Linked DNA regions of Homo sapiens: regions 2, 3 and 4 are each linked to region 1. Evidence: chromatin loops called from intact Hi-C (ENCODE). Cell type or tissue: endothelial cell of umbilical vein. All regions are shown on one strand. Each heading gives the region's core, and the rest is flanking DNA. Links, peaks and the distances in the headings are about the cores only. Region 1 holds the start of LOC105370259 (a long non-coding RNA gene). Region 2 overlaps KLF12 (KLF transcription factor 12). Region 3 overlaps KLF12 (KLF transcription factor 12). Region 4 overlaps KLF12 (KLF transcription factor 12).

Region 1 (7,840 bases), core at 2,841-7,840:
TTTGGGAAGTTGCAAGAAGGTTAGTATGGCCTGGATAGAGTATAGGAGAAAAGGAGTGACAAGAAATGATCAGTAAGGAGACAGGTCATGTAGATTCTGGAAGGACCTTATGGACATAACAAAGTTAAAACCACAAACATACAAAAAAAAAAAAAGAAAAAGAAACCCTTTCATTTACTGAGATAGGCACTATGCTAATAAAACATATATACTTTATTCAGTCTCATTCTCACAATCTTCCCACCCCATACCTGGGTATCATCATTATCCTTCAAGAGAACTGAAGTTTAGATAGATTAATTATAATGATCAAGGTTGCAAAGCTACTAATGGTTGGAGTTGGGATTTGAACTCAGGTCTGTCTGACACCAAAGGCCCTTGTACTCAACACCATGCTGTTACTAGAGAGAGAGCTCTTGAATCAAAATTCACATGCACTTTGTTGGTAGAAATACCAGGAAGTTCAAGTACAGTGGATACAGCTCTAGGTCCTTCTAACTTTAATAGAATGGTAGTCTATTCTCTACTTTTTACTGCAATTAAACTTAACTTTGGTCTCATTTCCCATGCTCTTAACACAGTGAGCATCTCGTTGAATGTCCAATGTCTACAATAATATTGTAAAGCATTTATTTAAACTATAAAATAATCAAATTTTACAACATCTAGCTAACCTGTGATCAGACTCTGCAAACAATAAGTTCTGATACACAGCTGAGAAGACATTTTGATTTCAAAAATAGTTGATATTAGCTACTGAATTTGAGGTATGGGTGCCCAAAATATCTGGTGCTTTCTACCTCTTCCTAATTTACATCATCTTTGCTGATTTGTGTGCCTGCTTTTCCAGATTTCTCTCACTAAGGTGTAGATACATATATGTATATCCAGTCAGGGAGGTCTATTCCATATATAGTCATCCTTTCTCATCTCATTCTCCTACACATGAACACTTTCTAGTCTTTTTCTGCCGGTTAAAATCCAGTTGCTCCTTTAATGCCCTGCCCTTCTCACTGGAGCATTTAATATACAGCCCTGCCTGTGGACTGGATTAACCTTCGCCATATATGTTCTGCTTCGCCAACTGACAATGAACAGACTGACCTTGTTGTCTATATCTCTGAGGATGTGACTTTGCCCAGAGAGCCATGCTTGGGGCCTCACTTGCCACCACAGATGATGAGACTTTTGAGCCTCAGCTTAAGATCACTACCAACACTTCTTCCTGGCCTCCCAATCACACTTGCATCTCATGCTGACCAGAACATTTATTTGAATGTTTCAGTTAGTTGAATAATTCCTAACTCATGCACAACTGATTTATCTAACTGTCAGCTTCATTATAAGGTAGTGTAGTTTTCAAACCTATTTATAGGCATTTCCTCAGAAAAGCCCAGGAATCTGAGTGACCTGAAGCACACATTTAATGGCACAAAACCCTAACTGATTTAAAAATAAAACCCACTTAGGACAAAAATAAACCAGGTAGGTTTTCCCTCCTCCAATGCCCTGTATCCTACAAACTGGTAAATTTTAGATCTAGTTCTTTTTAAGAAAGCTCTGCTCACTGGGGCAAAAAATTGTTGTTGTAGAATAAGTGGAATAAGTTTGTTTTCAGTTAGGCCAGTGGGACAATATTCAGCTAAGCATACTCTTTCTAGAAACACTTCAGTGAAAGTTCTGTCCAACTGTTTGTTTGTTCATTTATTTTAACAAAAAACAGACTTTTCCTATGTTGCGTTTGCTGTGCAAACGGAGCTAGCATCCAATGGCATGTAAATCAGGTATAAATTATAAAGGTTTTTATATTTGTCTTCAGGACAACAACGTTTAAAATACTCTGCCTTCTCCAACAGTTTGTTGAAGTGCAGAAGCTGAAAAAATTCTGGGCTTGTAAAGAAACTGCAATGCCTAAAACTCTCCAGAAGTACTCAGAATGACAGGGCTCTTAACCAATAATACGTGAGATTCACGGAACACATTGTCACTACTCAGCAAATAATAAGAGGCAGGTATAAGTATGACATCATTGAAATACAGTCTCATTGGCGGTTCCTCTGTGTGCTGGTTACTGCTCTATTTGTGGAAGCAGCAGCCTTATTCAAATTAACCTTTTCACGCAGAGGGGTGGAGGGAGGTAGTGAGTAATATGCGGCAGTCTTTTCCCTGAAGGTGATGTGCTCTCAAATTCGCTTTGCATTGCCTTTGAGCAGACAAAATAAAAATAAATTCAGCTGTGGCAGTGTTTCACAGGGATAATAGCTGCTGGAATTAGATCAGGTCAGTGGAAAGGAATGAAAAAGAATCTGTGGCTGAGTTCAAGCAAATTTCTGAATTTTATTCTAGCTTTTATTCTTTCCCCCTTATTATTTCTCCGTGTCTCATTCGTGGTGTCAACGGCTGCAGAGACTAAACTTGGAATCCCTCCAATTGGCCATTTGAGAGGGAAATTTCTTTGAATATTAATACCTCTAGCCCATGCTGTCTGGGGGTCTAGCAGACAGGTCAGATTAATGGATGGTTTTCTGGCATTGTACAAATACTCAGGAGTATGAAGCTGATGAGATAATTTAATCACATTTACTGTAGTCTGTGAGGAACTGTCATCCTGTATCCTGTTACTGTTATATAATATAGGGCCTCCAGCTACATCAAGGATACACAAGAGAGCCCACTCAAGTTTTTAACTCTTAGGATTTTGTTTTAACTTATGAGGGCTCCGATATAAGGTGGCTGTCCTTTAATGATATATCTCTTCCTTTCCCAGTTTAGTTTCTGGGACTTCACACAACTTTGCCTAAATAAAATGCTTTGGGTCTTTGGCCTTATTTTATTTTCTCTCTTTAAACTTCTGTTTCACTGTCTATTGTCATCTGTCAAAATCATTCTATATAGAATGTAAAATTTTGAATCCTGCTGTAGAGTATATTTGCCTTGGTCATTTCCTGTTTGGGGAATTTATTTACATTTTTTCCCTTCCCTTATTACCTATTACTTTCTACCTCAAAATTTCTCTACTTGTCAAAGACAAATAAAATGATGGAAATGACAAAAGAATACAGAATGTTGACTATAAATCTGTCAACTCTGCCATAATATGGAGTTGGGCCGAAATGGCTGTATTTCAGGTAAGAAACAAGTTGCTGCCTGCATGTAGCTAAGCTCTCTCTGCTCCAAACTCAAGATTCCTTGTTCCACTATTGCATGTCCTTAAAGAGGTGTTAACCTCTGAGAGCTTAGAGCTTCCCTTACTACTCCACTGAGAGTATTAATAACCGTGTCACCACACATTAACGACGATGTCACCAGAACGACATGACATTCTCATTTAGTTACCATCCCATTCCATGTCTGTACTTGTATGGCTTCTCTAACTTAAAATTCCTTTTAACTGGCTGGACCAAAGGTAGTGAGTTATCTCAAAATTGATTGTTCGCAGTCAATTACAGATCGAACTCTTTGTTCTACCCTTTCCCCCTTCCTCACTACTGCACTTGACTAGTCTTAAAAAAAATAGAAAAAATATATAAAAATTCCTTTAAGTTTATCTGGGTGTTGTAGCTGTTGTTAGGTTCTAAATAAAGCTATAAATATTCAGAAAATAGTAGCTTAGATGAGGATGGTTCGGCTACTACGTTTTCATCACTGCTATTCCTTAAAGTGAATAAATAATGCAAGAGAAGCTTGAATGCAGAGGAGTGCCAGGAAGCTTGTTGACCAGTGGGGAGCAGGTGCTGACTGGGGAGACTGACAGAACAGAGGCAGGAAGGGTGAGGCTCTACTCCCCTAGTGCTGCATGACCGGCCCTGCCGCCACCCTGCCAGTTTTCAGCCAAGGATCACTGTTCAGCTCTTTTCTGGGTAGCTGCCAAAATCCCACCAACAAGTTGTCTAGAGCGGCTTTTAGCACAGCTCTCTGTATGCCGCTGAAACCCACCAGTCTAGGCTGCGGAGGCTTCCATTTCTTGACTCTTCACGGTTTTCTGCCTAATCCTAGCCCTTCCTTTGAAATCAGACTGTTTCCTGCCCTACCTTGGCAAACCACTCCCCACCCTGTTGAGAGGAGTGCAGAAGTTGCTGATTTGACCTGGAGCACCCCACATTTTCAGCTCATTCTGCCTGAATGCCGCATTGTTCCTGTGCTGAATGAAGTTTTGGAAAATGACTTTCAGATGTTAGAGAGTCCCACTCTGCTGCTGTTTTACCCCGTTACCTCGCTTGTCTGCCGTTTATAATCCCATAAAACTCATCGTCTGTGTTTGGCTCTGGACAAAAATGAAAAGACTCATAAAATAGCATCTTAGATGAGCTGGACTGATATAGAGTTGAAATGCTTCAGCTTAAGACCACTACCGAATAATTTAATTATTTGCCTTCCACTAGACTTACCTCTTTAGTTTGTCTGTTTGCTTCTTTTGCGGTAACTCTCAAATCCATTGGGTTATTTTAGTCAGTGCCCACAAATTACTGTGACCCTTTTTATCTGAACTCTGATCAGAAAGCCGCCTAGTTCTCCCCAGTTTTTTTTTCCTTCCCCCCTTCAAACCAGAAAAGTAGCTGCTGAAAGCAGAACAGTTGCCATGGCAACCCCTTGGCAGCTTCCTCAGCGAGTAACAGTGTTGATTTCCCTGGGCCGGGTGGGAGGGGGGTGGAGCTCTAAGGAGGTAAAGGAAGGTTACTGTGCACTTAGTTAATATGCAAAACCACTTACGCAGTGCTGGATGAGCAGTGAATAAATGCAAACAAAGCCATGCTTGATCAGCTAACATGGACTTTGCACACAAGTTGCTCTGTCCAAGGATGCAGATGTTGGCTCAGAAAGAAATTGTGCAATTGGACAGTAGAGGACACAAGAGGTCATACTACAAGAGGTTAAACACTATTTTTGTAATGGTTGGTGAATATGAAGGAAATAAACCGAAGCAGGGGTGTAATTGCCTTGCTTCTCTTTGCTTTGTTCAAAGAAAAACATAGCAATCTAAATCACAGGGATGGTGTTTTCCCTGAAAATCTAACATACTGAAGTTCAAGTTTGCATCAATTAAACTCTATGTAAGATAAACCAATATGTTCAGATATAAGCAAGTATAGCATAATTTGGTTTGTGCTTGAACAAAACATACGGCTCAAGTAGCATCTTTCACCTCCGAGTTTTCAGACAAAGAAGCAGCTTAGTAAATTGGGGCTGGGGTTGGGGGTGGATAGAGGTGGATTCTCTCTCTCTCTCTCTCTCTCTCTCTCTCTCTCTCTCTCTCTCTCAACTTTGATAGATCCCTGTTTGTTTCTTGGGGCCTGGACAGGTTGGAAATCATTTCCCCGAGAGAGCACTGGGGAGACTCTGGCACACGATTCTGCCGACAGAGGTCACCTGCATGAGCAATGAGCAGACGGGCTGCAAGCTGTGGAAGCGGCAGCCAGCCCCTTACCTAGTGGCCTGCAGCTTTGCATGCTAAGGAAGAGGTAGGCTGATGGAAAGCCTGCAGCAGTGAGCCGAGGTCTGCCCAGCAGGTGTCACTAGGGACTTAAAGCTTACCAGACCTTTGGGACCAGGGCTAGGAAAGAGCCATGTAATGATTTATAAAGCTTACTTTAAAATATTTTTGAGAGGCTATATGTGAAATAATTCTGAGGCTTTCTCCTTCAAAGGGACATGAAAATGATAGCTACAGCTTGGTTTAAATGATTTCTGGACTATTCTTTCCAAGGCTCTACCTCCATTTACTGAGTCCCCATTCCAAAAACCAGACAGAGACATAAAACTCATGGAAGGCACACTGAATCCATTCACGATGAGAAAATACATGTGCAAAGCCACAGCAAGTGCATAAAATTATTATGATGATGAAGATCTCTGCTTACAAAATCAGCCTCCATGTCCTAACACCACAGATGCTGATTTTGTAAGTCATCTCAGGATTAAGATCAGAGCTCACTTTAAAAATGCAAATTACCTAGGAGTCCCTGTAAACGTGATGTCAGCTTGTATTTTATCAGTGCTAACAATTTTTTAACAAACCCATATGAAGGCTATCCCTACTTTTAAAAAAAGACTGCATGGATGGTATTACCTGCCTTCTAATTTATGCACCAAGAATGTGCATATGAAAATTTTTTCTAACAATTACATTAGAGAAAATTTGTCTATCCTGAATACGCTTTTTACTGTTTCCCTTTTCATCTTGTCTTCCTGGAAGCTCAATATTTTGAAATGTCATGAATTTCAGTTGCTTCCCTAGCTTAGATTTTCTTCTATAATTTCTCCATCCATCCTGTGTTATTTGAATAGTGACATCCTACCTTGTTTTAATCATATTACAGTTTTAACACATTTGTACTTTTATCTGTACTTTTCGTTGTATACATTACCTCACATCCATTTCAGTGTGGCACACCCTCTTAGAAAGAAGAGAAGAAAGGAAAGGAGAGACAGAAGAGAAAGAGAGAGAAAAAAAGAAGAGGTAAAATGACCCTGCTATCAACATTCAGCATTTTATGATGAATTTGTTCATCATGTTTATCTTCAGTTATCCTTTGGAAGATAGAAAGAGTGAGCTAAGAGTAGTGGTTGGGGAGAGGGTAGTCCTAATTTTGTGTGTGTATGGGAGGATTTCTTGTGCCTAAAAAGACAACTTGAGCACTCAGGGCCTGTGAAATACTGTAGGAAGAGATAGGAGAGTAGAAGCTGGAAACAGAGGTATGAGCCTGGAAAAGAAGTGCATTGGCTTCAGGGCTTGGCTGAGAATTATTAGAAAAATGCTTATACCTCTTTTAGAGCATGTTACAAAGCATGATTAGGTGCACTTTTACCTTGCAATCTCAATAAAATATTTATCAAATAGATATAATCCTTCCCATTTCACAGATGAAAGAAACTGAGCCTCAGGGATGTTGTCATGTAATCACCTGCCATTGTGTAACAGAACCAGGACTAGAAACCAGGTACTCTGCTTGCATTTCTGCTATGGATGGTAACTACAGATGGGGAAGAATGAAAGAAAATCACAGGGAGTATAGGGAAATTATGCAAATAATCCTATGTTTTCTATTCTTTCTCCTGGGGATGCCCCATCACACAATACCACCAAGGATGCTCCCACAAATGAAAACGTCAGTCTGCAGTTATGCAATTGTGGCAGAATTTTATTAAGAGCTTAGTCGGCCATTATACTTCTTTCTGTTTTATGAGAGAAATGATAAATGACTTTAGCAGTATTGATGTCTACAGGCCTATTTTCTAACCGCAACTCTAGCCATTTCTCTAATCGCTTAACTAATATTGTTTTAACGCCAGCTATTGTTATTATGCATTATTAATAAAAGACCACCATTACTATTAATATCACTTATGAAAGATTCCATAAAGAGCTTTGAGACTGCAGATGCAATTAACAAGAAGCCAAATTCTCCATGGTGTAAAAAAAAAAAAAATCAGGTAGGGCTGGCTATAGGCATTTGATCTTATTTAAGTGTTCTAAGGGGTTGTAAGTGAATTTCACATGCCCACAAGAAAAACCATGTGCCCTATGAAGATCAATTCATGCAGTTACTTGTCCTCCTCCATACAAGAGAAATTTGATGAGTTAAAAGAAACTTTCATAAACCTCCAATCTCAAGGCCATGACAGTGGAAATTATTAGCTCACAGTTAAAGGAGCTCATACTTACCCAAAAGGCCCTACTTATAATGGGTGGGAAAAAAAACATATTTACACTTTCAAATAGGATATGGGATGTTGCATAAGTGAGAATGTTGTCGTAATTCTATACCGTAGTGTAAATATACTACAATGCCCATAATTTTCATGGACTTCATAGTATATATGAAAGCTGAGAACATGCACA
Region 2 (7,429 bases), core at 1-5,000, 450 kb after region 1:
ATGTGACTGTCCTCTTTTGTTCACCATTTGGTGGAATCCTGGCGTCACCCATCCATATGACAGAATAGTCCTAGATAGCTGACCTGTGATTATGTGTGAAGTTATCTTTGCTTCCCTTGATGAATTGATTCTGTTTACTCTTAAGTATGGTGACTACTAGCCATAGGTTAATTCTTCAATTTAGAATTTGATTTTTATCGACAAACTAGCAAGTTACTTATGGTCTTTACTTTTTTAATGTTGTTTATTGGGAAATGGGACTGGAATATTGCTGTTATTTGGTTTATGTTTATTAAATATAGGCTTTGATAAGACTTGAGTGTTTCACTCTTATGGCAAAACAAAGATAGGAGCTTGTTAAATAGTGAGAGAAAGGCAGGCAGCCCATGTTTATGAAATATTGAATTTTCACTGTGAGTTCAGAACCCTTTTTTTTCCTACAGATACATTGGTGATTTGTGGTTTATTTTTACCTGATTTTCAACATGGTAGAAACTTATCTGCATTTTTTCACTTCTGGGCATGCACAAGAGGTTGAATAGATTCCATCAAAAAATTGGCTTCTTACGCTCTTGTTTATCTGAAATGCCTACAATCTGTCGATTTCGCTGCTTCATCTGGCATAGACTAGGATAGTTCTAAGATTCGATGATAATAACTGGCGCAGGGAGGAGACAGAAGCTGTCTGTATTGTTCTAAGAGAGCTAGCAGAAAGGAGAAAACTCTAAGCTCCTCATAGACTGTAAAATGCCCAGAAATGAGTTTAATTAGCTCCTCCCACCTCCCTGCATTAAATAGTAAATAAAAGTTTAAAGGAGAAAAGAGGAGGAAGAGGAGAAGGTATGGATACCCAGGACGGATCATTTTAAAAGGTAGATGTTACTTAAGGAAGTGAAGATAAACAGGACAGTCAAATCCATTTGTTAGGTAAAGCAGCTAAAGCAAGAAGATGTTTAAAAAATGGGCTTTGTTTTCATTTCATTGTAAGGTGATATTAGGTACTACCGAATAAGGTAACCTGGCACACTATTTTATTTATTAGGTCAAGTTTCTCCTATAATAAAAAGACCTAGTTTGTGTTTAAAGAAATACTTCTATGATTAAATTACATTTTACTGGTAAAGTATTCTAATGTAATCTACATATTTACTTTTTCACCAAACCTGAAAAGTTTTCTCTGATAATATTTAGTACATTGAATGTTACATATTGGATTTTGATGTGTAATATCTTTTATTTCCCTTGTGAATAGTTCTATTTAAAAAAAACTAATTTTTTCTATCCTGGAATTATGTTCTTATTAAATATGCTTCTGATTTCATATAGTACAAGTGCTGTTATGCTACAAGGGAATTCTTATTCTACATAGTAGATTGCAAGTATTTGTAGAATTATTTTGGCATCTATACTCACTGTAAGAAATACATACATATGTGAAAACATATTTAGTAAGTAAACACCTTTTCATTAGTAGGAACAAATGAAAGAAGGAAGAATATGAGATTCAAGAGGGAAACTTAGTCTTAGAATCATTACCAGCACGGTTTTAAATTGGCTTTTTAATAATTTACAACTCTGTGGCTGTGGTTTCTGTTCCCTGTTTTTTTCTTACTCCCTTAATAATTCTTTTTCTGTTCCAGACTATGTTACTATTTTCTCAGCTCTTTCACTCTGCCTGTTTTCCTTTGTTAATGGGGAAATTTGATTAACTGGGTATTCTGCTTTGTATTCTTTAGAAAACAACTAATTGATATTTGTCTTTCTATCCAATAAATAAAAAAGAGCTACCAATTTACTGGGTGATAATCACATACTCAATTCTTTCTCCAGCCACCTTTATGTAGGGGAAATGCTACTTTGATCATTGGCCAATTGTATGTGTTTTTCAAGACCAAGCAGCTTCACCTTTTTTTTTTTCTTTTAATAATTAGTTCATTTATTCAACAAATGTTTTATGGGCAATTTACAAAGCCAGGAATATCTCCCAGTCCTAGCTGTGGCACTTAAAAGAGAAATTCTTTTTAAAAGCCAGCTCTAGTTTACAGTAGACTAAAATGATTATCACACTGGGGGTCATTTCTGGTTGGATATCAGTTTAGTAGCTCACAATGAGTGATTTTAAAGAAATGAAATAGAATGGAGTAGGTTGAAAAGTATCTGAGAGTGTCACCCAAATAAATATTATTCCATGAAACTTTTGTTCATTAACTTGTTTACATATATGCAAATGTGGTACTGCGGGCAGGGGGTGTGTATATATACTAGTCATGCTGAAATACGTATTTCTTACTGTGGTTCCTGTCCAAAAAGTTTCAGAGAGACCCCACTGCATCTCTCCTTGCTTTCACTCAGCCCCTTCCCTTTTCCTTGCCCTTTCTGCACCTCCCTTTCAAAGTAACCCCCTCAGTTCTAACACCTTTTTTCTCTCACCTTCCCTCCATTTTTCTGTCTTCTTCCTTTTCTCAGTTGTTTTTCTCTGTCTCCCTCCACTCCTCACCATTCTACCTTTTTCTGAGTCTTGATTTTTCTCTTTCATATCAACCAAATCACCTTTTCCAGAAGTCATGTAATATGGAACCATGAGACCTGTAATGAAAAGGACAGTCTTTTTATTGCCATCTAGTGGCAGAATTTTAAAATGACATGAACTGAAAGACACGAGAACTCTAGGTAATCTAGTTATTTTTTCTACCATGCCCCTAATTATTTTTTCTTCCATGCCCCCGGATTTTCCCAGCTAGTTTAGTGTTGCAAGACAGTGTGGTGAATATGACCCTTTTAAGTAAAACTCAAACCTGAATTCGAGACCTAAGTTATCTACTTTGTTTTTAGACTTCGAGAGTATGAAAATTTTTTAGGACTATATTTGATTTGGGCCAAAAAAAAAAAAAAGGTTTAACTTCTACCCGCTTATCCCACTTCCCATCCTATACATTTGCATGTGACTCTATTCAGTGGAAATAAAAATGCTGCATTCTGTGTATCTGTGCTTAGTGTTTTTTAAAACTATGGATTAGGTTTGTTGGCTAAATGGAAGCGTATATATGGCAACTTGTGTGCTACTAGGAAGTTTTGCTGAGAGGTGAACCCACTGAGCAAGGATACCAGTGCCCTAGAATGTCAGAGAGAGAAAATAAAATTAAAATGGACCAGGCACAGTGGCTCACGCCTGTAATTTCAGCACTTTGGGAGGCTGTGGCGGGTGGATCACTTGAGGTCAGAAGTTCGAGACCAGCCTAGCCAACATGGCGAAACCTCGTCTCTACGAAGAATACAAAAATTAGCCGGGCATGGTGGCATACGCCTTGTAATCCCAGCTACTTGGGAGGCTGAGGCACAGGAATTGGCTGAACCTGAAAGGCAAAGGTTGCAGTGAGCCGAGATCATACCACTGCACCCTGGCGTAGGAAACAGAATGAGACTCTGTCTCATAAAAGTAAAATAAAATAAGATAAAATGAAAATAAATGCAATGGACAGTTATGTCTTGGGACAGAAAGAGTTCAGGAAAACAGAATGTAGGAAAACTTAGTAAAACTGAGAGAACTAGGAATAGCCCTTGGAGAATTCATCAGATAAACTGCCTTTTCAAATACTAGGGTCTTAGGAGTTCAGTAGGAGCATGGTAGAATTAGAAGAAGGGTAATTCTTTGCTAGGTATATGGGTTTCTCAGTTCTTTGGGGAGAGAAAGATATAGCAGGACTTGGGTAACGTATAGTAAGAATAAGCTCCTCTGCTGAGAACTGTGGTGCTTATATAATGTGGTTTATATTGTTATAAATGCTCATTTCTAAAATAAAGAGGTTGTGGTGGGGGGAGGAGGTGTTCTCCCCGAATTCTACACTACAATTTAAGCTCCATGAAAGTACCATTTAAGCCTCATTAGCTAATATTTCCCCAACATCGTGTTTGACACTAGTAAATGCTCAATAAATATTTACTGAAGAGATGGATGAAGAAATGAATGCATTAATGTGGGAAACACTGCAGGAACAGTGTTTTGTGTGAGATGCTTAGGAATGCTGTGTGGCCAGTGTAGACGTGCAGTCTGAACCCTGACAGTAGAATAAACCTTCCCATGGTGAAATAGGAGGCTGCCAAAACATAACATGTAACCAGCAAGCCTCCGCACGTCCTCACATCTACCTCACATACTACCCCTCCCTCTCAGTCTGTTGCCATTCCACCAAATACATCTCACGTCCCAGCCATGTTGCGTGGCCCTTCAGGTGACATTCTACCTTTATCCATGTAGAAAGCAAAGGGAAGCCTTTTCTTTCTCTGACAAAAGATCTGGCTCAAATGCCTTCTTTTCTGAAACAGTACATACCAAATTGTAAGGCAATTCATATACCACCACCACCCCCACAAACACACACACATCATCTTTTCTCATTGCCTTACTGCCTTATCCAACATCTGGCACACAATAAACACTCTTAAGTGCAGAATGAGTGAATACCATCCCCCAAGCTGTTGCTGTGGTATGTCAATCTGTAGTCGCCTGGTGTTCTTGAATACATTGTTTCTGCTGTTTCCCTAGTTGTTTTATTTTGTAGCACTTAATATTAGAGAATAATGTTTGGTGGTACCTTATAGATACTTGATGTGATTTAGGTTTTAGTAGTTTCTGGAGATGAACTCCTGTGGGTAAGAAATATTCTTTGGGCTTCCAAACAGTCTTAATACGTAGATATTGCTGTATGAAAATTGTAGTCAGTTCTTATTTATTCTTTTACTCTCAGGTAAAATATTTTACCTGTGAAACTAGGATAACTAATAGCTTTGATTGGATCCAGGCAATTAATAGAATCTGCTAAGTTTCTTATATAATAGTAACGCCAATTTCATTTCCCACTCAGGGCGAAACAAATTATGCCTCCTACCCCACTGCAGTTAACTGCATCAGCATCATGATGCCATAAAATCTGAAAACTGTGGAGTATGAGTAATCCCACTATAAATTGTAATAAAAATTACCTCTCCAGACTCTATATTCTCTCCATTAAGTTCATAGGCAGTGTCTCTTTGTACATAAAGTTTTATGAAATAAATCGACCATTTTTCCTGTCCTTAGCAGATAGCAAGCTGTTTTGATTTAAAAGCTGATAATGGTACAATCAGTTTTTGGTGTTTGTAGAGCATTTTAAAAGCATAAATTTCCTTTAACAAACCTTAAGTAGAAGGGAAATGCTACTTTGCTACTTTTATTTGTACCACAGAGTTAAATATCTCTCTGTGAGAAAGAATAAATGATGTATTTAGCATGGTGGGCCCATTTGTTGCATCCATAAAACAAAGATTTGGTTTTCCTCCTCAGTTCTCTGATCTTAAAAACGTATTAAGTAAACCGCAGCACGAATCTAAAATAGCTTTGTCTGAATTGTTTCCAGTGTTCTGTGTTTAGAAGGCATTTTCAATTTCTTGATTGCTTTTTTGTCTCTTCTGTGCTAAATCCAAGGGCTCCCCCTAATCATCTCCGGTGTGGCCTTTGTCAGACGTGAATGCTGTGAATCAGTCCTCTGTAAACACAGAGACCTTTTAAACAGAGGAAACCTTCTAGAGGCCTAGGTTGTAAATCTCCAGAGAACATGAACTAGACTCTGGAGGAAGTCTTACATTATAAGAAGGGGAGAGTAGGTGGCATTTGAGGCGAAAGTTGGAGAAGCGTAAAGCTTTGGTACTCAAAGTAGGTAGGAGTGTTTCAGACCAGGAAAAGAGTAAATAATGAGAGTAGAGAATGGAGGGCACACAAAGAATGAGGAATACTGTGCTTGTACTGGAAAGTAGCCCATGAGGTCACCTCCCACACAGACACTGCATATGATACAAAATATGTTGTCTACATTACATGTACTCTATGTTACTTATAGGAAAGGACTCAAGATCCTCCGTCTTTCAAAGCATTTTAACTCTTGGCTTGGATATATTTGTTATGTTCTTTGTGAATATAATTTTCTAACCACGTAAGTAGAGAATAGCAAATAAAAATGCAAAGAAAAATAAGTGATAGGAATATTTCTCAATCGTTATTTTTATAACTTGGGTTCCCCAAAATGTCTTCTCAGTAGATTTTTATGGATGCCCAATAGTCACAAAATTTTGTAGCACTTCTCTTTCTGTAGATTTTGTTACTGAAAGAAAATAGATCTACTGATTTTGCTTTACCAGTTTATAGATGCTGAATACCTCCTGAGATTCTCATCTGCCAATTCCCTTCCCAAATTAGGAAACTCCCTTTATCTGTAGGGGCACTGAGGGTAAAAAAGTGGCAGCCAGCAAAGAAAACGTCAAAATTATTATTAAAACAAGAACTTGAATAATTGCAGCAAGGTCTTTCTGGATGGGAGCAAACAGGCTAACACGGCGCTTTAGTCCTTGGAGAGAATACTTTATTACAGCGTAATAATTGCTTTTGAAATAATGACCATTAGTAATGAAAGAAAGGTTAAATTATCATCAGTCCATTTGAAAAAGGTAGCAAAGTATGTAATAAATCTTGTAAATATATTTATTAAAAATCATTTAAATAATATTAAATAACCTTTATAGAGTGCTTATATGTTCTTTCTGCTTTACATATGTTATCTTTAAGCCTGACAATAACCAACATGTAGATATTATTGTCAGTGTTTTGCAATGAGAAAACTAAGACTCATATCACTTTCTGTACCACTTATAAGGGCACAGCTTAAGAGTGGTAGAGCCTTGAATTAAGTCAGAATTTCTAAATACTCCATAGCCATTTTGCTGTACTTAGGCTTGATGCTTTAAAAAGTATGCCTTAATTATCTAGAGAATGTGTCAGTTTTAAATATCCAATTCCATAATTCCTCAAATTAGGTGGCATTATGTTTTTAAATCATTCAGTTTTTTGACAAGGATTAAAATTTATTATATATGAAATCTATTCTGTATGTAAAATAAGTATGCGTGTGTGTGTGTGTGTGTGTGTGTGTGTGTGTGTATGAATTGCGTGAGGTAATTCCATGTTGCTAAATATTGATATTATAGTACTGTATCATGTATTTTCATTTCTTTAGCATCCTGCAGCCTGAAAAACAACAGCCTTAAGCTGTAGGTTAACATTTCTAGGTGCAGGGAAATTTAGTCAAAGTGTGGTTCACTGCGTTTCAGAGATCGACATCCATGTCATTTTTAGACATATCTGGCCCCTGCCTAGAGCTCTTTTGAGCAGGGAATTGGTTAGAAAGACATATACAACACAGACACGCCTGTTCTATCTTGCCTCGTTGTGGTAGTAGTAATTTTCTGGAAGACACAAGGGGAAACTACAAAAATAAAGACACGGCCAACATTTATTATTACTGTTATAATTATATTTATTTTTCTTAGATTAATGAGTTCAATAAAATTCTGAGCACTAGCCAATAGCTAATAATCATTATAACATTACAGTTTTAGAATT
Region 3 (5,000 bases), core at 1-5,000, 250 kb after region 1:
TGAGATGGAGTCTCGCTTTGTCACCCAGGCTGGAGTGCAGTGGTGCTATCTCAGCTCACTGCAACATCCACCTCCTGGGTCCAAGTGATTCTCCTGCCTCATCCTCCTGAGTAGCTGGGATTACAGGTGCCTGCCACTATGCCCAGCTAACTTTTGTATTTTTAGTGGAGATGGGGTTTTACCATGTTGGGCAGGCTGGTCTTGAACTCCTCACCTAAAGTGATCCACCCACCTCAGCCTCCTAAAGTGCTGGGATTACAGGCGTGAGCCACTACACCCAGCCGATAACCCCTTCTTCATACTGAAGTTATGACTAAACTATACATTACAGAAAATGTTAATAGCAAACACTTGTATAGCACTTATTTAGCACTTATATTTTTTAGATGTTTATATGAATTATGATCTTCATTTTGTAGATGAAATTAAGGAGCAGGGTATTTATATAGCTTGAATACCTTCACACAATAATGTAGTAGAGGAAATATTAGACCAAAGCATTCTGACTCAGGAGATTGCTCTGAAAACTTTGCTATTCTGCCCTGAGTGTTTTCTTTTCTGTTTTGAAGGGGTGTGTGTGTGTGTGTGTGTGTGTGTGTGTGTGTGTGTGTGTAAATCAGCGATCTGGGGAATTTCATAGCTATATCTTTGATTTTTAATTTCTCTTTCATTACGCTGAGCCGTGGATGCTGGTGATTTTGATGAGTTTTAAGAAGGAAGAGTTGCTGCAGCAAATTGAACTCTTAAAAGCCCCCATCCTCCCACTTATCAAAATTTTAGCTCTACTTACACAATGCTTGAATTTGAGAGTAAGTCAGCATCTTAACATGAATGTTGGAAGCCAGTTTCATTTGATAAATATTTATTAATCTCATCCTGTGAGCCGTGTCTTATCTGAAGGACAGTAATCACAAAAAGAGAAATAAAACTCATCCCTGAACTGTGTGGGACAAAGCCAGTCTTTTGATATATAAATACTTCCATAATAAATACCTACATGAGAAACTATACTACAGGGCACATGAATGGTGCAAAATATTGTGGGGATTCAGAGATGGTAGATAATATGGGCATGCTTTTTCTGAAGAAGTTGCTTTAAAGCTAGGATGTGAAGGAGGTGGGATTTCTGTGAGGTATTTGAGGTGGAAGGAGTGATGTGAGCGGAGTGCTAAGGAGGAAAGGTGTGTATAAGTAGTCTAGTGTGGTTGTCAGCTAAGATATCTTTGTGGGGAGAAAGAATTTTGGAGATGTTATTTGGGGTTGTATTGTGGGTTTATTTATTGTCACCCTAGACAACTGTTGCGGCAATGCAAATGGACAAGAAGGGATCAGTTTGAGAGGTTTTCTCAGATAGAACTTGTAGGACTTGGCAACTAATAGAATGGGAAAGGTCTGGGTGAAGGAGGGGTCAAAGATGATGTCAAGCTTTTAAGTTGAGCTTTGGAGAGGGCAGATGGAAATCAGAAAAGCTGGTTTTCATTCTGGCCTGCTTTGCAGAGGCAAGGATTATTGTGAGAGTTGTTATGAACATTTTTGACTTCCTCAGCTTCGGGAATACTGTTTTGTATGACTATATTATATGTAGGGTGTGTATTTAAGCAGAGGGGATGACTCCCTAAAGGAATCATGGAGAAAATGCCTGTTAACAGCTTTCCTGTGTAATGCATTCATTGTGTCTAAGTGAGTTTTTCCAAGAACCTTTTAGTCAGTCTCAAGTTGTTTGAAAATGGAAAAGGTGAGAATTTGTAGGCATTCTGATGTTGGCACTGAGTTTTTTATACTGGAAGTCTTTTTCATTCCTGAAACTGTTCTTGATACAATGGAGGCTCCCCAGGTCTTCTGGAATCCCAATGTCCCAGGCCGGGGCTGCAGATGGCCAGTGCATCCACTAGGGGTGTCAGTCGTCAGGAGTGGTGCCTGGTCTGCATAGCACAGTACCGTATTCCATAGACCAGCAGCACGAGCACACTTTTTCTCTTCCTCATAGATGCCCTCCTTGATGGCATGAATCCTGTCTGTCTGTGACTGTTGAATCCCTAGCACCTGGCATTATGCCTGATACATGTTAGACTAAAAAAATATAAATGAAGTGATAATGTGTTTTTCCCTTAGTCTGTGGCTATCACATCTGTCCTGTTTATTAATAACCCTGTGATATACAGATTTTGAATTAACAGATAAGTTTTGAAAGATAATGTAGTGGCCATTTATTAGGGAAAATTTGAAGAAAGGGTCCTATATATGTGATTTACCATTTATATATTTTAATGCATTAAACCCACAGTTGAATACTTTCATCTAGATTGTCTACTAACCACACTTGGTCTTTGACATCCATGAGTTGGTGTTCGAGCAAGCCATACTTTTTACATTGACAGCCGTAAGTCACTATTTTATACTGAATTTTGAGCAATAGCTCATGTGTGAAAATTGAGGCATGACAGGACAGTGTTATGTGTCAGACAACAGTTTAGTGGAGTCAGCATTACCATCTTTTGTGTCTGTCATCTTGAATGCAGCACTCATCCAAGCTGAGGCTAAAGATGTGTGAAGAATTTCTATCTTTATCCTAATTGTATTACGCTTTTGAAATATAACATTGATATTTCATTTTTTATTTCCCCCTATTTCCAGAAGTACTGTCCATTTTGTAATAAATCTTTAAGGCCAAAGCACAATATCATTAAATAAAAATTATTTTATAATTTTTTACAGAATTATGTTTTTCTTTTTAGTTTTTAAACTTTTTATGTATTTTTATTTTTTATTTCTTTGGAGATGGGGTCTCGTTGTGTTGCCCAGGCTGGAGTATGGTGGTGTGAGACTGAAAAGCTCACTGGCTTCACCTGGCTCAAGCAGTCCTTCCATCTCAGCTTCCCAAGTAGCTGGGACTACGGGCATATGCCAACTTGCCTGGCTATTTTTTCTTTTGGTAGAGATGGGGTCTTGCTGTGTTGCCCAGGCTGGTCTCAAACTGAACTCAAGCACTCCTCCTGCTTCAGCCTCTCAAAGTACTAAGATTACAGGTAAGAGCCACTGTGCCCAGCTGAGAATTATATTGTCTTAATGTAGCATTTTTCAGATGTAATGTTAGGATAGGGAACCCAAAGATCTGATTAGACCAACTTGGCAGAGAGACTAATAAATTAAAATACCAGGATACTGTTAATTGAAATTAATTAGAAGCAAAGGAAAAAAATGCGTAAATAAAATATTAATTTAAAATGAATTTAAAATGAAATCGTCTGCTTTTACAAAACCTTTCCAGGAACACACATATTGTGCAAAGTGAATCCATAGCTGTATTAAAAAAATAGTAATGGCTATTCGAGGTTAATTTTTTTTTTGCTAGTTATAGATATTCAAATTCTAATAGCATAAAGCATTTTTTTTTCCCCTGGGATGTTATCGTCCCTAAGTTTTACATGTTTTAAACTAAGCTGTAAATTTAGCTTGAACAATTTTAATAACATTTCCAAAGATGTATCTTAAAAAGGAATTTAAAAGAAATACTGAGCTTTTGAAGTCAAACACAACCCCCTTTCTTACAAAAGCAGTCAACTTACTTTAACTGAACATTTCTTTGTCCTGAAGTTAGAAATAACTTCAGCAAAAATTTCTCCACAGGGTTGATATTTTAATGATGGGAACCTTAGGTTAATATGTTCATTTTATACTAGTCGTTTATAGTCATTTGTGAATGGAATGGTGATTGACAAATACATTTGCTTTAATGTGGAGCTGGACTATAATATATATGGATCAACTTCAGGTGTTCATGTCTGTCTGTTCTCCATGTCGAGTACGATTGTACCTTCTCTTCCCTCCTGCACTGCTTTTTGTCGTGGATGACCAGGCTGTGAGTTCTTCCAGATCAAAGATCATATCATGTTGTGTCTGTAGCCCCAGCATGTAGAGCAATGCTAGGCAGCAGTATGTGGTTAATAAATGTTGGTTGAATGAATACATGATTGACTGAATGCATGTATGTCTAACAGTGTTTGCAACTGACAGCCTTTTTGAAAAAATTATTTTGAATAGTTATAAGTTCACAGGAATTCCCCCTCCCATTCCTCAGACACAGGAGATTCCTTGTCTCCTCCCTACCAGTTTTCCCCACTGGTAGCATCTTACATGACGTAATACAGTGCCAAAACTAAGAAATTGACATTGGTATAATCCACAGATCTTCTTCAGGATCACTGACTTTACATGCACTCATTTGTGTGTCCTTTGTATCAGTTCTAGGCAGTTTTATCACATGTATTGATTTGCATGGCTACCACCAGAATCAAGATAACAGATCTTGTGTATGTGGGGTTCCATGCCCACAAGGCTTCCTGTGCTACTGTTTTGTAGCTAACCCTGACCCCTCATAACAGGATTTTAATCATCCTGACCTTGTGCTTTACATTAGCTTCTGCATTAACTATGGCATGAAGAACTATAAGATGTTTCTGTTATTAAGAGACAGCAGCAGTGATTTTATCTGTATTCATTGCCCAGTCCACAGATCATCCCTCATCCATGATCAGTTTACACATTTTCTGTTTAAAAAAATTATCTTAAAGTTGGCTTTCCTAGAGTAATGAATTGTCAACATTATCATAATGGGAGTCCACTCCTATTAATCAGAACTTAGAGACCACATGTTGTGTTCATTATCCAGAAAATGTATCAAGTTGCAAAACTTAAGTAGAATGCTAAAAATTGGGATCCACAGTATTAATGAGCTAAAAATTGACAAGTGCATCTTAGAAAATGCTTCTGTGAGCAAAAAAAATTTGCAGGCTCATACGCAATGAATTGGAGTGTTCAACACGGTTTAATTGGCGGCTGTGGATGTCTTGTGCATAATTGAGGTTGTAAAGATGGATGCATGTGGTAGGCATGGGGGGTCTAAATGGGTGAGTGTGTATTGTAAGGGAATCCGTCCCTTCCGACATACTGCAGGCTGGGTTGCAGATACAGTGATCCATGTTTATGTAAGCAAGGTGGAA
Region 4 (7,840 bases), core at 2,841-7,840, 340 kb after region 1:
ATACTATACCCAGATATTCATGTATCCCAGAATGTAGTAGGTCCTTTGAGGGATATAGGAGGATTGTGACATGGTTTTCTTTTCCTATTTGGTTTCCTGTCTTAACCTTAGTGGAAAATCTAGAAAAATCTTTGTCATTCTTGACACTCTTCTCCCAGCTCTTTCTTACCACCAGCACTTCCTTCATCTCAGTCATCAAAGGCTGTACAGCTCTGAACTGTCTCTCAAATATTTTTCCTCCTCTTTCTTCCCACTGCCACTGTGACCTCACCACCTCTTCCCATGTCCTGTTGTGGTGGGCTGTGAGCTGGCTGCAGTTTCTCTTGTATCACATCAGACATCTTTGTAAGTCAGCTTCCAAATTGCTTCTAGTCCTGTCTTTCTGTAAACAACGCTTAAACTTAGCTTTTGCTTAATAAGCCTTCATGACTCGTCACCACCTGTTATGTGATGCCCATACACTTTTCTTCCCCTTTTACGTCAAGCTGTCTTAAGGCAGGGAGCCTTTCCGTCTTGTTCACTTGCACCCCTAGCAAGTAGCACCCAACAGGCATTACAGAAACATTTTTGAAGAAATGAATTACCATAACATATAAGAAGCTTGATATGGCTCGGCTCTGTGTCTCCACTCAAATCTCATGTCAAATTTTAACCTTATTGTTGAAGGTGGGGCCTGATGGGAGGTGATTGGATCATGGGGGCAGTTTCTAATGATTTAGCACCACTGCCCTACTGCTGTCTTGTGAGTGAGTTCTCAGGAGATCTGGTTGTTTGAAAGTGTGTAGCAACTCCCCCTTCGCTCTCTTCCTCTGCTCCAGCCATGTAAGATGTGCCTCCTTCCTCTTCGCCTTCTGCCATGATTGTAAGTTTCCTGAGGCCTCCTCAGCCATGCTTCGTGTACAAGCCTGTGGAACTGTGAGTCAGTTAAACCTCATTTCTTTATAAATTACCTGGTATCCGGTAGTTCTTTAGAGCAATGCAAGAAGGGACTGATACAACCCTTCATGACCTGACTCCAAGTAACTTTTCTGGTCTTTTCTCTAGTTACTTCTCCAATGAACATTATGTTTTAGCCATGCCAAATTCTGTTTTATTGTTCACCAATATGGGGAATTTCATATCTCTTTAAGATTTTGCCTATGCTCATCCCATCTGTCAACAACAAGCTTATCTCCTAGATCCTGGAGAATGATTGGATCTTATATTTTTTTATTAGTCCAACAGATATTTATTTACTTAATGGTGTAAGTTTCAAGGCTAGGATAGGAGTACTGTTACGAACAAAAAGAGAACTCTCTGTCCTCCTGGAACTTATGTTCTAGTGTAATGGCATATAAAGAGTCTGTCAGGTAGTGGTGAATACTGTGATGGAATAGAATGCACATAGTCCTGGAGGGAGGAGCATTTTTGATATGGTCAAGATGTAGCCTGAACAGAATGGTGGACAATGGGGTTGGGGAAGTGGTTAGAGGCACCTGCTGTAGGTCAGGGCAAGAACTTTAGAATGAGCTTAGAGCTCTCCTCTCCATTGTATATGGGATCAGTTTGCCTTTGCCTTGCTGCTTCCACCTCAGCCGTGGTACTTGGTCTCTTGATATATCAGGAGCCTGAAACCCACTAGCCAGAGTTGCTTGCACAGTTCTAGGCTTACACAGCTTTGTAGCAGTGCCAAAGTACCCTGTGCTTTGAGGATCTCTATCTCTGGAAGCAATGAACAATAGATTGTCATCCTGAATTTAGACTCATTGTCATTTTCATAATCTTGGACAGATTATATAATCTCTCCAAACTTTAATAATTTTCTCATCTAAAATAGCCGTAGTTAAAAAAAGTTGATGTGCGATTAAATGACTGGAATGAAACTCCACAGAACTTTCTCTTTTTTGCCCACTGATATATCATAAATAACTGGAACAGTGACTGGCCTTCAATAAGTATATTGGGAATGAATCAATGTATGAATGATGCAATGAATGTAAAGCACATGAAACAACCCCTGGTACATGTGTTGAATAAATGTTATTGTTATTATAACTGTTATCATAATTTGTAAAATTAGGGAAACTTGTGAGGATATTGTGGTTGTATTGCAAATGTACTTCTTGATCGTCTATGAGGCCTGCCTGCTGCATTGGCACTTCTGCCCAGGCTCATGGTGCCTGGCTTCTGTGTCCAAGCATGTGCCCAGGGAAGGAGGCCTGGCATCATGGACTGGAGCACCCAGCCAGCTTTCTGGTTTCTCTCTACTCCTGTTTCCTAGCTCTGGACTGTTGTGGGTAGGTCCTGAGCATTAGTTTCTGCTAGCCTCATCTCCCAGAAAGGATCTTGTTTCTGGCTTCCTTTTCCAGGACTGAAGTCAATTCTTTTCTTTACCTGACATCAAACCCACTTGTAAGTCCATCTCTACCCTAATACCTGCCTCCACATGTCAGATCTCTCCTCATAATGTTAATACCTGTTCAGCTGAACTGAAGTTTTGTCCTCCTTCTCTAGGGATTGGTTGGTGGTAGGTTAATACTTCTCTTGCCATGATGTTTTCTTGCTTTCTGAACACTCCTCTTATCCATGGTTCATGACTGTGGTGCAGATGGAATGGAATGACGGGCAAGTAGAGGCCCTCACTGAATATTTAAGGAAAGATTTAGCCAACTCACAACCCCCAAGTGTGTGCAGTTTTTCAGAGTATGAATGACAGAAATACTTTTCTAGTACAATTTGTGTAAATGCTGGGGTGAAAAGTGTTATTCGGAAGCTCAGATGTCATTTTAACCATCCTCTGCCCAATGAACAAAGGAAAGTAGGCATGCATCTGTTGTAATCCTTAAAAATGTATTGAGGCCTTTGGAAATGCCAATAGTAAATTTTGGCTCCCAGTTTGGATTGGATTGGTTGCCCTTTTGAAAAGCATCCATTTGCAACTTGAATAAGAACATCTGCTTTTCATGGCTAGTTCAGCAACTATCACTAATAGGAAATATTTTTTAAAATATTAGTATAAACTGCACATTGTTGTGATAGCTTGGCACTTTACCAACATAGGAAACAGACTGATAATTGCTATCAGGAAATTAAAAATTGCTGCATTACATAGACAGTTTTACCAGTCTTTAGGAGAGATACTGTTCCATATGCTTCAATGTGAGGATTTTAATGGAAGGATTCTGTTTTTGAAACCGAAGACAAATATTTCAGAAGAATGTAATTTGGATCATTGAAACATATGGGGGATTTTAGTTGAGAGTCCCAATAGGCCTATGGTTTTGGCTCTTATTTCTGTTAATAAAATACAGTTATTGACATTGATATCCATTCTCCTAAGATGCAAAAGAATGTAAGATGAAAGGCTGGGCTAGAATGGCAAAGTCTGTGTTTGAAGGGATGTTTATTTTGTCCCACTTCTGGTACTTTGATTAGTTATATGCCCTCTATGAAACTGAGTTATCAGCATGAGGATATGTGAGTAGAGAAAAGGATGTTTTTACACTTAGCCATTATAAATTAAATGTAATGCTGAGAGGCATCTGTCCTGAGTATAAAATGTAGAAGGTGAAGTTAGCGTTTCATTGAAGGCCATGAAACCATTTTGAAAATACTGAGTGAGCCACCAAAGGCAAGAATATTTTTTAAAAGCTGGGTAGCAAATGAAGTTACTGGCTAAATTAATTATGAGATCTTCCTAGGATAGAAACATATAATCTCATCAAGTTAAGAAAATATGTGGAAAACTTGACTTAAAGGGAAAAAAAATATTAATAGCTTTGAAATAGCTTTGAAACCAGAGACTGATTCTCCAAATCGTTGCTACTCACCAGTGACCACAAGTTTCACATTTAGTTCCATAGCTAAATTAGCCCAGCTCAGGGAGGAGCTGTTACTGAGATTCCACAATGTCTCTGTTGGGACCTTCAATAAGGTGTTCATATTTTTTTTCTATTGTATTAGGAGTGCATATTGATATAGAGAAAGGTAAGTGAGTGGACAGGTAGGTACATAGAGTATGGTGATTAAGAGTGCTGGCTTGGGGTCACACTCACTGGTTTTCAATACAGCTGTATTGCTTACTAATTGTGTGGGCTTGGGCAATTTAACCTCCTTATGTCTCAGATGCCTCAACATCAGATAATACAGCATCAACCTCTTGGGTTGCAGTGAGGATTAGATGAGCAGCTATATGCACAGCTCTTGGCACATGATCTGGCTCACAGTAAATATGCAAATATCTGTATTATTTTTGTTACCAAGATAATGACAAAATGACTGTTGCTTCATGCCACTGTGTGATTTGTTGCATGGCAGTAGACAACTGAAATAATTACCTAAACATGATTTCAATCTATTAGGTTTGTTAACCCTTACCCAGAGAGAGGGAGGAATTCACTAATGTGCTTGTATATAAGCAAAGGTTTTGCAATTAGTTGTTAACCTGTTAGTGGAACTGGCACATCTGCAATAGGACTTGAAAAAAATTGCTGTTATTGGTGTTTGTGGTTGTTAGGGTAGAAGTGAGAGAAGTTGAATTCTCTAAGAAATCTTTTTTATGCAAACCCCTAATTGCCCTGTAATCTGATTCTGATACTTTTTCTATAGGAAGAGGTACCCACAGGATGTTACTTTTAACCAGTTGGCACTCTTGCATTGCAAACCTTTAAGAATCTGCTATGCCATCCTGGTGGCTCATGCCTGTATTCCCAGCACTTTGGGAGGCCAAGGCAGATGGATCACTTGAGGCCGGGAGTTCGAGAACAGGCTAGCCAACAAGGTGAAACCCCGTCTCTACAAAAAATAGAAAAAATTAGGCGTGGTGGCGCATGCCTGTAATCCCAACTGCTTGGGATGCTGAGGCACAAGAATTGCTTGACCCTGGGAGGCAGAGATTGCAGTAAGCTGAGATCGTGTCACTGCACTCCAGCCTGGGTGATAGAGTGGGACTCTGTCTCAAAAAAAAAAAGAATCTGCTATGAAAGTGTCCCAACCAACTTGGTGCAGTGAATCTTGACTGTTCATATGTCCCTTACATCACTGTCTAGCATAATGTAGATGTGGGGCAGGGGCGACATATTCTTATTTCTCATCACCTGTAGCTGAACGTGAAGATTTAAAGTGGATGTGTATTTCAATAAAATATCATATTTCCTGTATTTACAAAGAGCAAAACAAATAGCAGCAGTTATTTTTGACTTATGACAGGAACCCTTGTTTAAAAGCTTAGAACTGTTGAGTATTGCCTAGCTAGCTCCTTATTACTCCATTTGTGCAAAATGAGTCAAGGTCAGGAGGAGAGAAAGGAAATGACCTGCCTTGGGAGGTTAGGAGGGCACATTGTAGGAGTTGACCTGGAAAGTCACCCCATTGTATGTTTTTATGAGTTCTGGTCATTGAAGATCAGTCCGTTTCCTTGCTGCACATTACATTCAGAATATTTTGAGATGTTGGGATCAACGACTGTTGTGATTATATGGTTTTTGACAGGGAGAGCGAATGTCAGCTCGACTACTGTGTTGCCAACTCTTTTTTTTTTTTTTTTTTTTGAGACCGTCTCCCTCTGTCGCTCAGGCTGGAGTGCAGTGGCACCATCTTGGCTCACAGCAACCTCTGCCTCCCGGGTTCAAGCGATTCTTCTGCCTCAGCCTCCTCAGTAGCTGATACTACAGGCGCCCACCACAATGCCTGGCTAATTTTTGTATTTTTTGTAGAGACAGAGTTTGACTATGTTGGCCAGGCTGGTCTCAAACTCCTGAGCTCAAGTTACCTGCCCACCTCAGCCTCCCAAAGTGTTGTGATTACAAGAGTGAGCCACCACGCCCGGCCATTGCCAATTCATATTTGGTAAATGGGATATCAAGATTATCCTTCTCATCCCGTGCACATGGAATTGGTCAACAGCCAACTAACAAATTCTATGGATGATTTTTCATTAATTCAAACAATTCACTCATGAAACAAGTGTATAAGCATACATAAAGTATTTCTTGAGGGTTGTGTAACATCAAAATGTTTGTTATAAATATACAAAGAATACTACATTACTAAAATTGATAACTGTAATTTTATTCATCTCTTAGGAATCAGTTGAGCTATTGATTCCACAGCAAATGTGTTTTGATTAAGATCATGGCAAGATATGTTTGACAGCAGTTCCAGATTATTAGAATCTAGTACATATTTAAAGTCTACATTCATCTGAGATTATATGTATCTGATCTTAGTTCAGTGAGATACATCTATCAATATTTTGCTTCAAGGACTGTATTGTCAATGCTGTGTAATTACCATGTGTTGTATAAAAATCACACACCTTCCTAGATAGTTTGGAGCATGCTGTGATACTGAACGCTTTTGTTTATGAGGATTGAGGTTAGATCCGTGAATGCAGAGTTGAATATGCTTCACATGTGTTTGCAACAGGCATATATACAGATTGAATCTGCACTAGTTGAAAGAGTTTAACAGTTGAAGCTTAGTTCCCCAGCTGTGAACATTGTTATTTATGGTGTTTATTATAGTTGTGGCTGTGAATGATTCTAGAAAATCATAGAAAGATTTCCAGGAAATCTTGATTTCTTAAAAAAATCGAGAATGTTTTATTTTTTTCACTTGTACGTGAAACTAAACCGTACATCTTGACTTTATTGCATGTAGAATTATTCAAGAACAATATAAATTTAAAGAAAAACCATCATGAATATATAGTGATACTTAAATGTGTTAAGTGGAACACAGACCCAGTCAGGTTTTTATGATTTATCAGTTTTTAACTTCAAAGACTCTGGTTAGCTTCCATTTTTTAAACTAATGAGTTTATCACAGCCAGTGGGGAAAATGGTTAAAGTATATCAGCTGTAAATTGGTACAAAGCACTAAAAGGGACATTAGCCTCTAATCAGATTCTAACAGTTCATTAAATCTGCTTTTCCAGAATCGCTCTTTGTCTTTTCTCCTCTTTTGCTTGGGCCTTCCTTATAAGGCATCTTCTTGCCTTCTCATCTGGGCAAGAACTCCTCCAGGGTAGGAAGCAATATCAGCTCATCCTTCATTGTCTACCAGCCAAACAGCCTACAGGGTGCTTTGTTAAGGTGGATTCCTAGAGCTGCTGCCAGACTCCGGAGAGTCGAGGGCTGGCCGGCTGCAGGAAGGCTTTCCTGAGACTGGATGGTGGTAAGCCAAGCTGGCTGCTGCCAACCTCGGAAGCCAGTGACACATTAGGATTTGAGATCCCTGCCCCATGTGAAAACAACCCACAGGCCTCCATGAAAGGGTTTCAAGTTTAGAACAACTCACCCAAGCTCACCAGTAATATACCACAGTTCCTTCTGCTCTAAATTATCTATTAAGATATAAAATTCTGAAAAAAGGGACAAGTCAAAAGCAAACATTTTTAAAAAGTATCCTGCCAGTTTTGAAAATATTGAACATTTATGGGGAAATAATATTGACAGTAATTTGTTTTCTTCTTTTTATCACCTTATAGACTAGGTGGTGTAGACTTTTTAAATGCTCATTAACTCCAGAGTAAATTTGCTTTTTTTTTGTTGATTCCTTGGAGGCTCTGTATGTTTTATTTCTTGGAACATTTTTCTTAACAAAAAGAAGAGTCAAGAAATATGAGAAATAGTTTCACTATACTGCACTCTGTTGGTATTATTTGGTAATAAGAACATGTAATTTATGATTTGTTGAAAGGAGAGTCGTTTTTATTTATTTATTTTTGAGATGGAGTTTCACTCTTGTTCCCCAGGCTGGAGTGCAATGGCGTGATCTCGGCTCACTGCAACCTCCACCTCCAAGGTTCAAGTAATTCTCTTGCCTCAGCCTCCCGAGTAGCTTGGATTACAGGTGCCTG

Evidence for each region. Peaks named below come from ENCODE experiments on the same cell type or tissue, not always from the same donor. Only the 100,000 strongest peaks of a DNase experiment are listed, where the experiment ranks them.
Region 2: it touches region 1 in a loop (10-fold over the local background); 72 of 110 quality-filtered maps call a loop at or near these places.
Region 3: a loop joins it to region 1, with 2.8 times the contacts of the local background. A loop is called at or near these places in 4 of 110 quality-filtered maps.
Region 4: a loop joins it to region 1, with 3 times the contacts of the local background. A loop is called at or near these places in 31 of 110 quality-filtered maps.

Annotation. Positions count from the first base shown.
Region 1 is chr13:74,284,768-74,292,607 of GRCh38, reverse strand. It overlaps LOC105370259 (a long non-coding RNA gene), which reads right to left and starts at 4,538. Exons shown (of 4, transcript NR_187797.1): 1 at 4,389-4,538. It also overlaps a transcript of KLF12 not described here and the pseudogene RNY1P5. RefSeq lists enhancers at 4,602-4,896, 5,219-5,719 and a silencer at 5,464-5,523. In endothelial cell of umbilical vein, for the core only: a CTCF peak has its summit at 5,484 (motif pointing right); DNase peaks (open chromatin) are centred at 4,627 and 5,507; H3K4me3 peaks cover 274 bases.
Region 2 is chr13:73,830,530-73,837,958 of GRCh38, reverse strand. All of the region lies in intron 4 of KLF12 (KLF transcription factor 12), which reads left to right. Among named protein-coding and RNA genes, the nearest start is that of LINC00393, 170 kb to the right of the region's middle. In endothelial cell of umbilical vein, for the core only: a CTCF peak has its summit at 2,631 (motif pointing left); a DNase peak (open chromatin) is centred at 2,608.
Region 3 is chr13:74,037,305-74,042,304 of GRCh38, reverse strand. The region is part of intron 1 of KLF12 (KLF transcription factor 12); the gene reads left to right. Among named protein-coding and RNA genes, the nearest start is that of KLF12, 95 kb to the left of the region's middle. RefSeq lists an enhancer at 4,733-5,000. In endothelial cell of umbilical vein, for the core only: a CTCF peak has its summit at 1,916; no DNase peak of the experiment used is centred there.
Region 4 is chr13:73,945,337-73,953,176 of GRCh38, reverse strand. The region is part of intron 2 of KLF12 (KLF transcription factor 12); the gene reads left to right. Among named protein-coding and RNA genes, the nearest start is that of KLF12, 190 kb to the left of the region's middle. In endothelial cell of umbilical vein, for the core only: no CTCF peak of the experiment used is centred there; no DNase peak of the experiment used is centred there.